2 separate regions of the Homo sapiens genome follow, and region 1 is linked to region 2. A link is a contact called in ENCODE Hi-C or POLR2A ChIA-PET data. All regions are on one chromosome and are shown on one strand. Each heading gives the region's core, a stretch centred on a gene start or an enhancer-like site at or near the end of the contact. The rest is flanking DNA. Distances are from core to core; before and after follow the strand shown.

The links. Hi-C counts contacts between places; a loop is a spot of excess contacts on that map. ChIA-PET counts read pairs that join two places held with the same protein, here RNA polymerase II (POLR2A). Pooled maps may share reads with other maps.
Region 1: a loop to region 2 is called in a map with no recorded cell type, with 6 times the contacts of the local background. The contact joins two enhancer-like sites. A Hi-C loop is called at or near these places in 2 of 37 single-sample maps with no recorded cell type and 4 of 50 pooled maps. POLR2A ChIA-PET finds 5 or more read pairs at or near these places in 1 of 52 experiments (activated B cell).

The regions. Positions count from the first base shown.
Region 1 is chr13:110,469,527-110,473,185 of GRCh38, reverse strand. COL4A2 (collagen type IV alpha 2 chain) reads right to left here. Exons shown (of 48, transcript NM_001846.4): 29 at 36-257. Among named protein-coding and RNA genes, the nearest start is that of COL4A2-AS2, 8.1 kb to the right of the region's middle. RefSeq lists enhancers at 1-222, 951-1,090, 1,211-1,260, 1,271-1,510, 1,581-1,680 and a silencer at 3,250-3,455. Within about 2 kb of position 1,250, at least 11 of the 41 ENCODE cell types and tissues checked have a DNase peak (open chromatin) inside an H3K27ac peak, as active enhancers do.
Region 2 is chr13:110,416,734-110,423,729 of GRCh38, reverse strand. The region is part of intron 4 of COL4A2 (collagen type IV alpha 2 chain); the gene reads right to left. Among named protein-coding and RNA genes, the nearest start is that of COL4A2-AS2, 43 kb to the left of the region's middle. Within about 2 kb of position 4,274, at least 8 of the 41 ENCODE cell types and tissues checked have a DNase peak (open chromatin) inside an H3K27ac peak, as active enhancers do.

The sequences.
Region 1 (3,659 bases), core at 1-2,500, 52 kb before region 2:
GGATGGGGCCCCCGGCTCCCCGATGGGGCACTCACCTCTGAATCCAGGGGGGCCTCTGTCTCCGGGAAGGCCTTTAAGCCCAGGCTGTCCAGGCACACCAGCATCTCCCCGTGGCCCGGGCTGAGCTCCCAGGACTTCTCCAGGGAGGCCCCTTTCCCCAGGGGGCCCATCTGGCCCTGGCAGGCCGATGGGACCTGGGGATCCATCTGGGCCAGGGAGGCCCACTGCACCTTTGGATCCTCGGGGTCCTATGAACCCTAAAAGGAAACATGGGTGGGCCCCAAACCACAAGTTAGCATGGTGACGTTCTAAGAGAAGAGTCAAAAAGAGGCTGGAAACAGCAAAAATTTGGCTATGGGGTCCTCAGAAGGCATTCCTCAGCTCGAGCCCTTGTCCCTGTCGCCCTTTTTGGAACCTACAACCTTCGCCATGTCGTTCTGTTGGTTATGTTTCTTCTGCTTGCCCCGCCATTCGGCCCCCCAGCCCTAAAACTGAGTGAAGGTGGACAAGCCAACAACGCCTCCTTGGACCTCGATTTGCATAATTCATGGGTTCCCCTGCTTTGCAAATAAGCCCCAAAGAATAGCTTTTTGTGGGACCTTCTAGGTTGTGCTGAGTGAGGAACAGCACTTCGGGATGGAAAATCCCAGGGAGGCAGGAACGAACAGGGCCGTCAGAGCCAAAACGCTGCCTGCCGTAACATCTCCCTGGTAGAAACCCGTCACTGTCGGTTGGGAAACGCTTCAAAGAGGAACGACACCCCTCTGTTGTATTGACCATGAAAATCATCAAGTCCCAATCCCAGCACTTTGGGAGGCCGAGGCGGGTGAATCACGAGGTCAGGAGATCGAGACCATCCTGGCTAACACGGTGAAACCTCGTCTCTACTAAAAATACAAAAAATTAGCCAGGTGTGGTGGCGGATGCCTGTAGTCCCAGCTACTCAGGAGGCTGAGGCGGGAGAATGGCGTGAACCCGGGAGGCGGAGCTTGCAGTGAGCCAAGATCGCACCACTGCACTCCAGCCTGGGCGACAGAGTGAGATTCCATCTCAAAAGAGAAAAAAATAAAAAGAAAAAAGAAAATCATCAAGTCCCATCTGCGGATGGAGGGAAGGCAGCTGTCCTGTGTCTTTTGTGGGTGCCACTGGATAAAATGATCTCATCAGGTCACTTCCTTTTTCGGTGCAGTCAGCCCTGACATGGCCTCAGAATGAACTCCCACAGCTGACAGTCACGCAGTGCTCAGAAGGAAAGGCTTCTGAGGTCACCACCACCCCCGCTGTGCATGCAGGAGAGAAGCCTGCAACGATGAGACTGGCAGGTGATTCTGTGGGACAAGATCAAGTACACGGCAGGCTCGGCACTCCTATGTATGGATACGGAAAAGGGAATGTTTTCTGTGTTCTGTGGGGTGTATCCCACCAAAAAGATCCAATGAGCAGGGCCCGGGGACCTCCTGGGCCGGTAAAGCCATCACTGCCTGGGAGCTGGGAGTAACTGGAATACAGAATAAAGGATCTGGATTAACCTGACGTTAATCAGCTAGACCGTACTCAGAGTTTTAACGGTGTGATTTACTCACAATGAAGAGACATGACTTTCACTGGCAATGTTACAAACTGTACCCAGGGAGCCATGCACTTGGGTTTGCATGTGTGGGTCTTAGATCTGGAATAGACTCTCTGATTTTTGCAATCCTTGAATTGGGCATTTTATCCTCTTCTGCATGTGGCGACAGAAGGGCAGTATATTTCAGCACCATAAAAAGTGACATGCGTTTCAGAAACTGATCAGTTCCTCAATCACCACCCACCCCCAGCCTGCCCCAGCCTCCCTGTTCATGACGTAAGGGCTCACATTTGATGGTGGAACAGGCTCCCAACTCACGTGGGCAACTGTCCAAATCACCTGATAATGGGTGCATCCCATCCATTCCCCCCTACAGGGGAGCCCCGTGTGGCGTTCACGCACACATGGCTGGGCACTCCAATCACAATTACCAGAGAACTTTCATACTCACAGCAAGAAGCTGTTCAGGAATTATTATCCTTCTCTCAAAATCATGAATGCTTAAACTTAGTATATATGAAATCATGAGAGTGGCAATGTTACACTTCTAAATATTTAGACACTTCCAGCAGGGCAACAAAACCACAGAGACCAACCCCTGGGGCAGAGGCATGGAGACTTCCTTTGCTTCATTCGAATGCAGAGTTGTTTTTACCAGGGCCTTGATACAGACACAGGAAGCCTGCTTCCCAATTTTGCAAAACATGGAGAAACGCATCATATGAAAGGAAACAGGGTCAGGGTTTGGAACAATCCCTACGGGCTGCAACACAAAATTCCGAAAGATACCATCTATCAGGGACGGACAGACACTTCTGCATTGAGGCTTAAATCAGCTATCTGAGTGGAGGTCAGGGGAGGGGCAGGGTTCAATTAGTCTTCACTGGGAACATTTGCAAGATGTTCAACCTAAGGGCGCAACAGTCCCGATGTTCTGTGTGATATTCCAGACATGGGGAGCGCTTTATTCAGTTTCTAGAGCCCAGTTGGAAAAGAATCCTGATAAGTGGGGGTCCTAGAAGGTTGCTCAGAATTCCAAGGGCATGGAACGATGTCATTAAAAGAAAGTATGTGTTCCCGGGGTCAGTTCTGCCTGTTCATGAGACGTCTGTGGGAGATGTGGCCGCCTCTCTCAGGGTGTGTGGTTATGAGGAAGTCAACTGTGTGGCTCAGGAACAGCCCGGTGAGAACTCCCTGGGAGGCAGGCTGTATTCCAGGGAGGAACTTTCTAGCAACAAGAGGGTTCCAATGTGCCACAGGTTCTAGGTGACAAGTGGGACTCCAGCAGAGGCTGCAGGAACCTGCCCAGGACCCTGTGGAAGGATGTTTCATCTCGGGTGGAAAGTTGTCCACAATGGCTTCCATGGTTTCATTAGACAAACACTATTGAAGATGTGTGCGGCCTGGCACAGTGGCTCACGCCTGTCATCCCAGCACTTTGGCAGGCTGAGGCGGGCAGATCACCTAATGTCAGGAGTTTGAGACCAGCCTGGCCAACATGGTGAAATCCCCGTCTCTACTGAAAATACAAAAATCAGCCAGGTGTGGTGGCACATGCCTGTAATCCCAGCTACTCAGGAGGCTGAGGCAGGAGAGTCGCTTGAACCCAGAAGGCGGAGGTTGCAGTGAGCTGAGATTGTGCCACTGCACTCCAGCCTGGGTGACAGAGCGAGATTCCATTTCATTAAAAAAAAAAAAAAAAAAAAAAAGACGTGTATGCCCCTGCAATCAAGGCAGTGCCATCACACTCATGCACATCGCCTGTGGCACAACTGCAAGACACCTATGTCTGCAGACGCCTGGCTGCATTCCAGAGCATGCTGACACGCAAGTGGGTACTCCTCACCAGAGCTGGTTAAGGGAAACCTCATTTTCCTCCACATACAGATTAATGCCTTAAGCTCTTGCAGCCACATTGTGAGAGGGCTATTTATGCCTTTAAGGGTTCTTTCAGGAGAGGATAACTTTGTGTTGCCCTTAGAATGTTTAATATTAATCATTATTAACACTGAGGACATACCTGGGAGACAGGTGTTGCGGAGGACAGCCATTCCGAAACACCTGTCTCCTTTTTCCTGCAAGATCTGTA
Region 2 (6,996 bases), core at 3,025-5,524:
GAGAGGGACAGGGGGAGGCAGTGTTTTCATGGGGACAGAGCTTCGGTTTGGGAAGATGAGAAAGTTCTGGAGATGGATTGGTGGTGAAGGTTGCACAACAACGTGAAAGAACTTAATGCCACTGAATCAGACACGCCAATATGACTCAAAAGGTAATTTCGATGTTATGCATTTATTTTATTTTATTAGTACCCTGGAACTTAATACAATAAAGTATCAACCCATCACCTAGGTGTTAAGCCCAGCACGTATTTGCTATTTGTCCTGATGCTCTCCCTCCCCCCGACCCACCCACAGGCCCCGGGTGTGTTGTTTCCCTCCCTGTGTCCATGTGTTCACATTGTTCAGCTCCCACTCATAAGCGAGGACATATGCATATTTCTAATACAAGAAAAATTTTAAAATGTTACATTAAAAAAATTAAAAATAAATTTACCACAATAAAAATGTTTTAAAAATGAGAAAGGAGGGGAGGGGAAGTTCTATCTCTCCTATGGCTGGAACTAACTATTGTATTATAGTTATATTTTAACATTTCACAGGCTAGCCCAAACTTAAAAAAACGTATGTCCTAATTTCCTCTTGAGACGAATGAGTCTGCTGTTGATTCATCACACGGCACCTTTACTTGCCAAGCCCCATTTGCTGTGAAATGTCAAATTCCTGTCTTGCCCTGAGATTGAGGGGGGAACTTGAGCCATTTTTCTAGGCTTTTCTTCTGTTGCCTCTAGGTAACTTCCTAGGTAAACTGTTCAGCTGAGACGTGTCTGTCTTCACAGAATGTTCATAATGCCATTCTCAGCAATCCACACAGTTGAAGTGAAATGGGAATTTAAAAACGCAGCCCAGGGTACAGTGTTAATGTCATTGAGGCAGTAGCATGGAGGGGTGTGGGAAGATCTCACCTCCAAATTCATTACTGTTCCTAACTGGCAATTCCTTGAGATGTTAGGCCCCAGGCATCACGGGAAGTAGTTAAGATGATTTTTTGGGGTGGAAGCTATCCATGCAGATTAAGGCTGTGGATGGAAGATGATGTATCCCGAATCTTGGGACCCCTGTCCCCTCAAACCAAGGGGAGCTGGGAAATCTCCCTCAGGGTAACCTGGTCTGGACCGAAGTCAGAGTTTTAGAGACAGTGGGTTCTCCTCTGCCCTCCACGTGTCCCAGAGGGGTCCTGTCAATGCCACATCAGTACTCACCTCGGGCAGCCTAATTTCAGGCCTCCTAAGTCGTGGTGAAGCTTGTGCACTTTAGTGTCTTTGGAGAACATTCTACAATAGAAGCTATTGCCACTGTGTTTCTACCTAGGCGAGGAGACTCATGGAAGATGGGTGGCCCTGGCCCTGGACGCACGATATCCCAGACTCATTCTATCTCCAATGCTTAGTGGTTTCCTACACGACATTTGTTGTTAAGTTTGGGAACAAACTATGTTTTGATTCCGACTTTTGTGGATCCTTCCCAGTGGTGCTCAATTTTGTTTAGTTTGTGGCTATGCTAGACTATAACCTTCTTAAGATTACATACCATGCCACGAAGCTCTACGCTCCCCTCACTATGTTGAGGCCTGCGGTTTGTTAGTGTCTGCCGGCTGTCTTCTGGGGGATAAAATGTTTCTTATCAGGACTGTCGCTTTATTGCCCATAAACTACATATCTATCCAGTGGGATTATTATTATTTTTTAGCCAACCAAACAAGCAGCAGTGACCAGGGGGATTATTTCATACAGTCAACTCAAAGGGAACATCTGCTACTAACCAAAATGGAAATATGCACGTCTTATTGATGAAAACCACATTCTTATCTGCATTCGTCAACCCTTCCTCAATTCCCTTTGATGGGGGAAAGTGGCTAACCACATCATGAACTCATTTTCCTTTCACTGTCAGTAAACCCCTTTCTCATCTTTATTTCTTGGTTAGGGAGTCTGACTTTGGAATGAAAAACTCTAGTCTTTCCTTTCCTGGAGTATGCTGTAAACTTTTCTTTTTACTGAAGTGAAATTCACATAGCATAAAGCTAACCATTTTAAAGGATACAACTCGGTGCCTTTCAGTGCATTCACCATGTTGTGTGACCACCACCTCTATCTAGTTCCCAAACATTTTCCTCACCCCAAAAGGAAGCCCCAAACCCATTAATCAATCACTCCCCATTCCCTTTCCTCCCAGCCCCTGGCAACCATCACTCTGCTTTCTGTCTCTACGGATTTACCAATAAATAGAATCAGTCATACGATGTGTGACTTTTTGTGTCTGGCTTCTTTTAGTGATCATGTTTTTGGGGTTCATTACCTCATTCACTGATGGCTGAATAATATTCCACTGTACGGATAGACCACAATGGGTTCATTCATTTGTTCGTGGACATCTGGGGTGTCTCTACCTTTTGGCTACTGTGGATAGCGCTGCTGTGAATATGTGTGTGTGAGTGACTACTTGAGTCTCTGTTCTGAATTCTTTTGGGTGTGTTCCTAGGAGTGGAATTGCTAAATAGTGCTGCTGTAAATATGTGTGCACGAGTATCACATATTTGAGGTATTGCTAAATTTCTTTTTCCACACTGACTGCACCCTTTTACATTCCCACCAGCAATGCACAAAGGTTCCAATTCCTCTGTATCCTCACCAATACCTGTGATTTTCCATTTTTTGGGCTATAGCCATTCTAGTAAGTGTCAAGATGGCATCACTTCTAAACAGTCCATCCTGAGCTTCTGATGAGATGGAACATTTCACAGAATTCCATCCAGCTTCCCCGCTGAGAGAGGGCCAGGAAGAGCCTGGGCAGAATGTGAGTTAGACCTTAGTCCTCCCAGATGGATCCCTCTCCGCTGTGCACAATGTAAAGCCTGCCTTGCTGGGATTAAATGGACATTTACAGCATGGCCCGAGGAGGCCACGCTTTGGTCATCAGGATGGAGCTTCTCCCCAGGATTTCCTGCCCACTAAGGAAGTGTGGTGCATCTATAAAGAGCAGCTGGGAGGACCAGGTACATGCCAAGGGTTTTCCTCTGTGCTAATCATCGTCCTTATCAACTTCCATCCTCAGTCAAAAAGTCCCGACAGGAAAAGTTATTTTCATCTCTTTCTTTCCTTTTGTGATAAGTGACATTAAAAATAAAAATTACTCCCAGAAAGTGAAAAGAGTCTAGTTTAAATGTCTTTGCATAAATCTCAAAAGCTCCTAAATTTCTAAAGCTCCTAATATTCCTCCAACATCCTTGAGAAAAATATTTCCACAAAGTACTCAGAAGCCAGGAGACGCTGTGGACAGGAGTGGTAATGTCATGTCCCCTGCCCCCCGCCCTGCTCCCACCACCAGACCATGTAGAGGTACTATTTCCTAAGAAACAGGATAATGAACAGTATCGTTGAACTGCTTCTATCTTTTGAGATGATGCGTTGTTACAAGTTTTAAATATGGTTTCTCTCATTTTGTCCCCACGGCAACTGCATGTAGTGACACGAACTCCAGTGGAGAGGAGAGAGGACAGGGGCTCAGATGGGACCAGTGTCAGGGCTGGCCGGGGTGCACTCAGATCTGGGGAGCTGGCTGACTCCACCAGGCCCTTACTGCTCCAAGGGAGGTCTGTGTCGGCGTCACCTGGGGGCTTGCTATAAATGCAGAGTCTCAGGCCTGGCCCCAGAACTCCTGAATCTGCATTTGAACTGATCCCCAGGATACTCCTTGGTACATAACAGTTTGAGAACCAATGCACGAGACCACCATAACCCCCATCCTGGCATTCCTGAGGGAAGAGATAGGTGACTTTCAATAAGAAAAACCTCTTAAGCATGGAGTTGGGGCTCAGTAGAAAGGTCTGGCTTACTGGGTCATGCAGAGGAACATAAGAGTATTTATGTGGGTTAAATATTATCTCTAATTCAATCAGTCTTGGCCTTATACTTCAGTGATATCTACAAGACAGACTCCATTTTGACTATCGTGAGGACGGGGCGCGGGGGCTGCCCATTGTTTTCCCTCTCTGAAGTCATGGCTGGTGCGCACATGGGCCATCCGGGCTGGTTTTGGAAGCTGCAGTCTGAAAAGGCAACAAATCCAGACTTGAACCCACATTACTCAAATACCACGACCGTGGAGAGAATGCGCTCAGGGTCCCGACACTCCCGCATTCATCAATTGGGGAATTTCACTTCTGAGAAAAGAGGCAAAAGATGATCAGATACGGGCACACGCAGTGTAGCCCTACAGCTTCAGACTTAAACAAAGGTGGACAGATGGATGACGCATCAGGGCCCCACATCACACAACCCTGTGGTTTCCATTCATTGTTCATTAACCTTAAAATATTCCCTGGGTAAGGGAGTAGAAAGAGTTTCATTTATCAGAGAAGGATAAAAACAGTGTTGCCCAGGATAAAACTGGCTTCACTACACATCAGGATTTTTAATCTACAGTACAGTATTTTACTGGTAGAATAAGAATGAGCTTTTCATGACTTACCAGCCGAAATCTGAATAGTAGGAAATCCCTTCTCCTTCCTAAGCGGACTCTTCCTGTCTCACCTTTTATGGGCACTGGCGCCCAGCAGACGCCCATATCCTCTCCATTCCCCAGGGCGGACCCTCCCTCCCTTCCGCAGTGTGTTCCAGACCTTCAAGGCCTGTCCAAGGCTGCAATTCCTGGTGATCCTCCGGGGATTCCAACCTAAGACCTAGTTAATTTCTGTGAGCTCTTTGCCACACATTTCAAATACGTAAAATGTCCCAAAAGGTGGAAAGGACTACTTTTTAGGCTCTAGAAAAATAATTCCACCGGCCAAAATTTAGAAATATTCGTTGATTTTGAGGATGGTCAGTTAGCATTTCTGAGCAATTTTTAGACTACCCTGGCAAGATGAAATTAGTAGCATGTTCCAAGGTAACAATAATGTAAAGGCTAGTATTTGTACAGTATATTACACAGATAACTATCAGCAGCCTATTCCATGCAACACAGAGCTGAGGTTAAGTTGGACACTTTCTATCTCTGTCTCCTTATTTAGTATATAAAACATTTGTCCCACCCCTGGGTACTATTCTTTATTAAGAATTTCAGTTATATGAGGTAGAACTATATGGACCCTTGGAATTTCTGCCCTCCAAAATTATGTGATGCAGACTGTAGCACTAATGTCAATACAAAGTAAGTAACATCCACATGTAAAGAAACACACCTTCACCTTTATGTCACTTGATATACAGACATTTACTCCAAATGGACCTAAATGTAAGAGCTAAAGCTGTATCGCTTCTAGAAGAAAACACAGGGGAAAATCTTTGTGACTTTGGATTAGGCAAAGCTTTCTTAGATAAGACACAAAGATTACAACCTATAAAAGAAAAAGTTAGCTAGATTTAAAAAGTTTGATTGTCAAAAGATACAGTTAAAAATAAAAAGGCAGGGGACAGACTGGGAGACATATTTGCAAAACACATATCTGATAAACAACTTCTTCCGGAACATATAAAGAACTCTCAAAACTCAATACTAAAGATATGAACAATCCAACTGCAAAATTTGGCAAAAGATTTGAGCAGACACTGCACCAAATAAGTTGTACACATGAAAAGATGCTAAACTTCAGTGGTCATTAGGGAAAAGCAAATTAAATCCACAGAGAGATATAACTGTGATGGACTCAAATGGTGAACATACACAGAAAAAGGTGGCCACGCCAAGAGCTGGGAAGGATGGCACCTCGAATTCCATGGGCTGCCGGCAGGAACGCAAAAGGGTGCAGCCTCTTTGGAAGACAGTTTGGCAATTTCTTCTAAAGTTCACAGGACCCAACAATCCCACTCCTAGGTATATACCTAAGAGAAACGAAGGCCTATATCCACACCGAGACCTGTATGAGAATGTTCATCCTGGTTTTATTAAATTAGCTCACTCCTGGGATTGCTATTTGGCAATAAAAATGAACAAAATGCCCGATGTGTGCAGCAGTTGAGGCTGAATCTCAAAGGCATTCTGCTATGTGAAGGAAGCCAGACACAAAATGCTACTTACTGTCTGATGCTATTTTTATGACATTCTAGAAAAGGCGAAACTAAAGACAGAAAACAGATGAGTGGCTGCCAGGACTGGAGGTGGAGGGGAGGGACTAACTGAGAGGGCACAAGGAAAGTTTCTGGGGTAATGGACCTTCTCCATAGCATGATTCTGGTGGTTCTATCGCTGTATACATTTGTCAATATTCAATGACTTGCATGTCAATTATGCCTCAATAACCTTGACCTAAAAACAAACAAACAAAAGAGGAGCTGAGTAAAGGCAAAGATGAAGAAGACAAGCTGTGACATCACAGGCATGTTGCCCGGCGACCGAGATTATGTCCCTTCCAGGTTTTCCTGCAAATGAGCTTATGTGATAGAGAACAGTTCGAAAAGGAAGGAGAGTCTACACCTTTAAAGTGACATTTGGAAAAAAACACTTAGCCGAATGCTTTTTAAAAATGTCTGCCAGGGGCTGGGCGGGATGGCTCATGCCTGTAATCCCAGCACTTTGGGAGGCTGAGGCAGGCGGATCACTGGCCAACATGGTGAAACCTTGCCTCTACTAAAAATACAAAAATGAGCCAGGCGTGGTGGTGGGCTCCTGTAGCCCCAGCTACTCGGGAGGTTGAGGCAGAAGAATGGCGTGAACCCAGGAGGCGGAGCTTGCAGTGAGCCAAGATCGTGCCACTGCACTCCAGCCTGGCAACAGAGTGAGACTCTGTCTCAAAAAAAAAAAAAAGAAAAGTCTGCCAGGGAAATAATCTGAAGAAACCAAGACCTAGCTTTCCTTGTATGGAATCTGGTCTGTCTGATGGTGATACTGACAGAAATTTCGAAAACTGTCTGGGACACAGCCCACAGGGCAGCAGAACTGAAAGTGGGTCAGGACCGAATTAGATTCAGGAGTGAAGGCGAAGTCTGGGAAGCCACTGGTTTCTGTCATGCTTTATCTCTATAGACAAATTTTCAAATCCCAGAAGGTACCACCTAT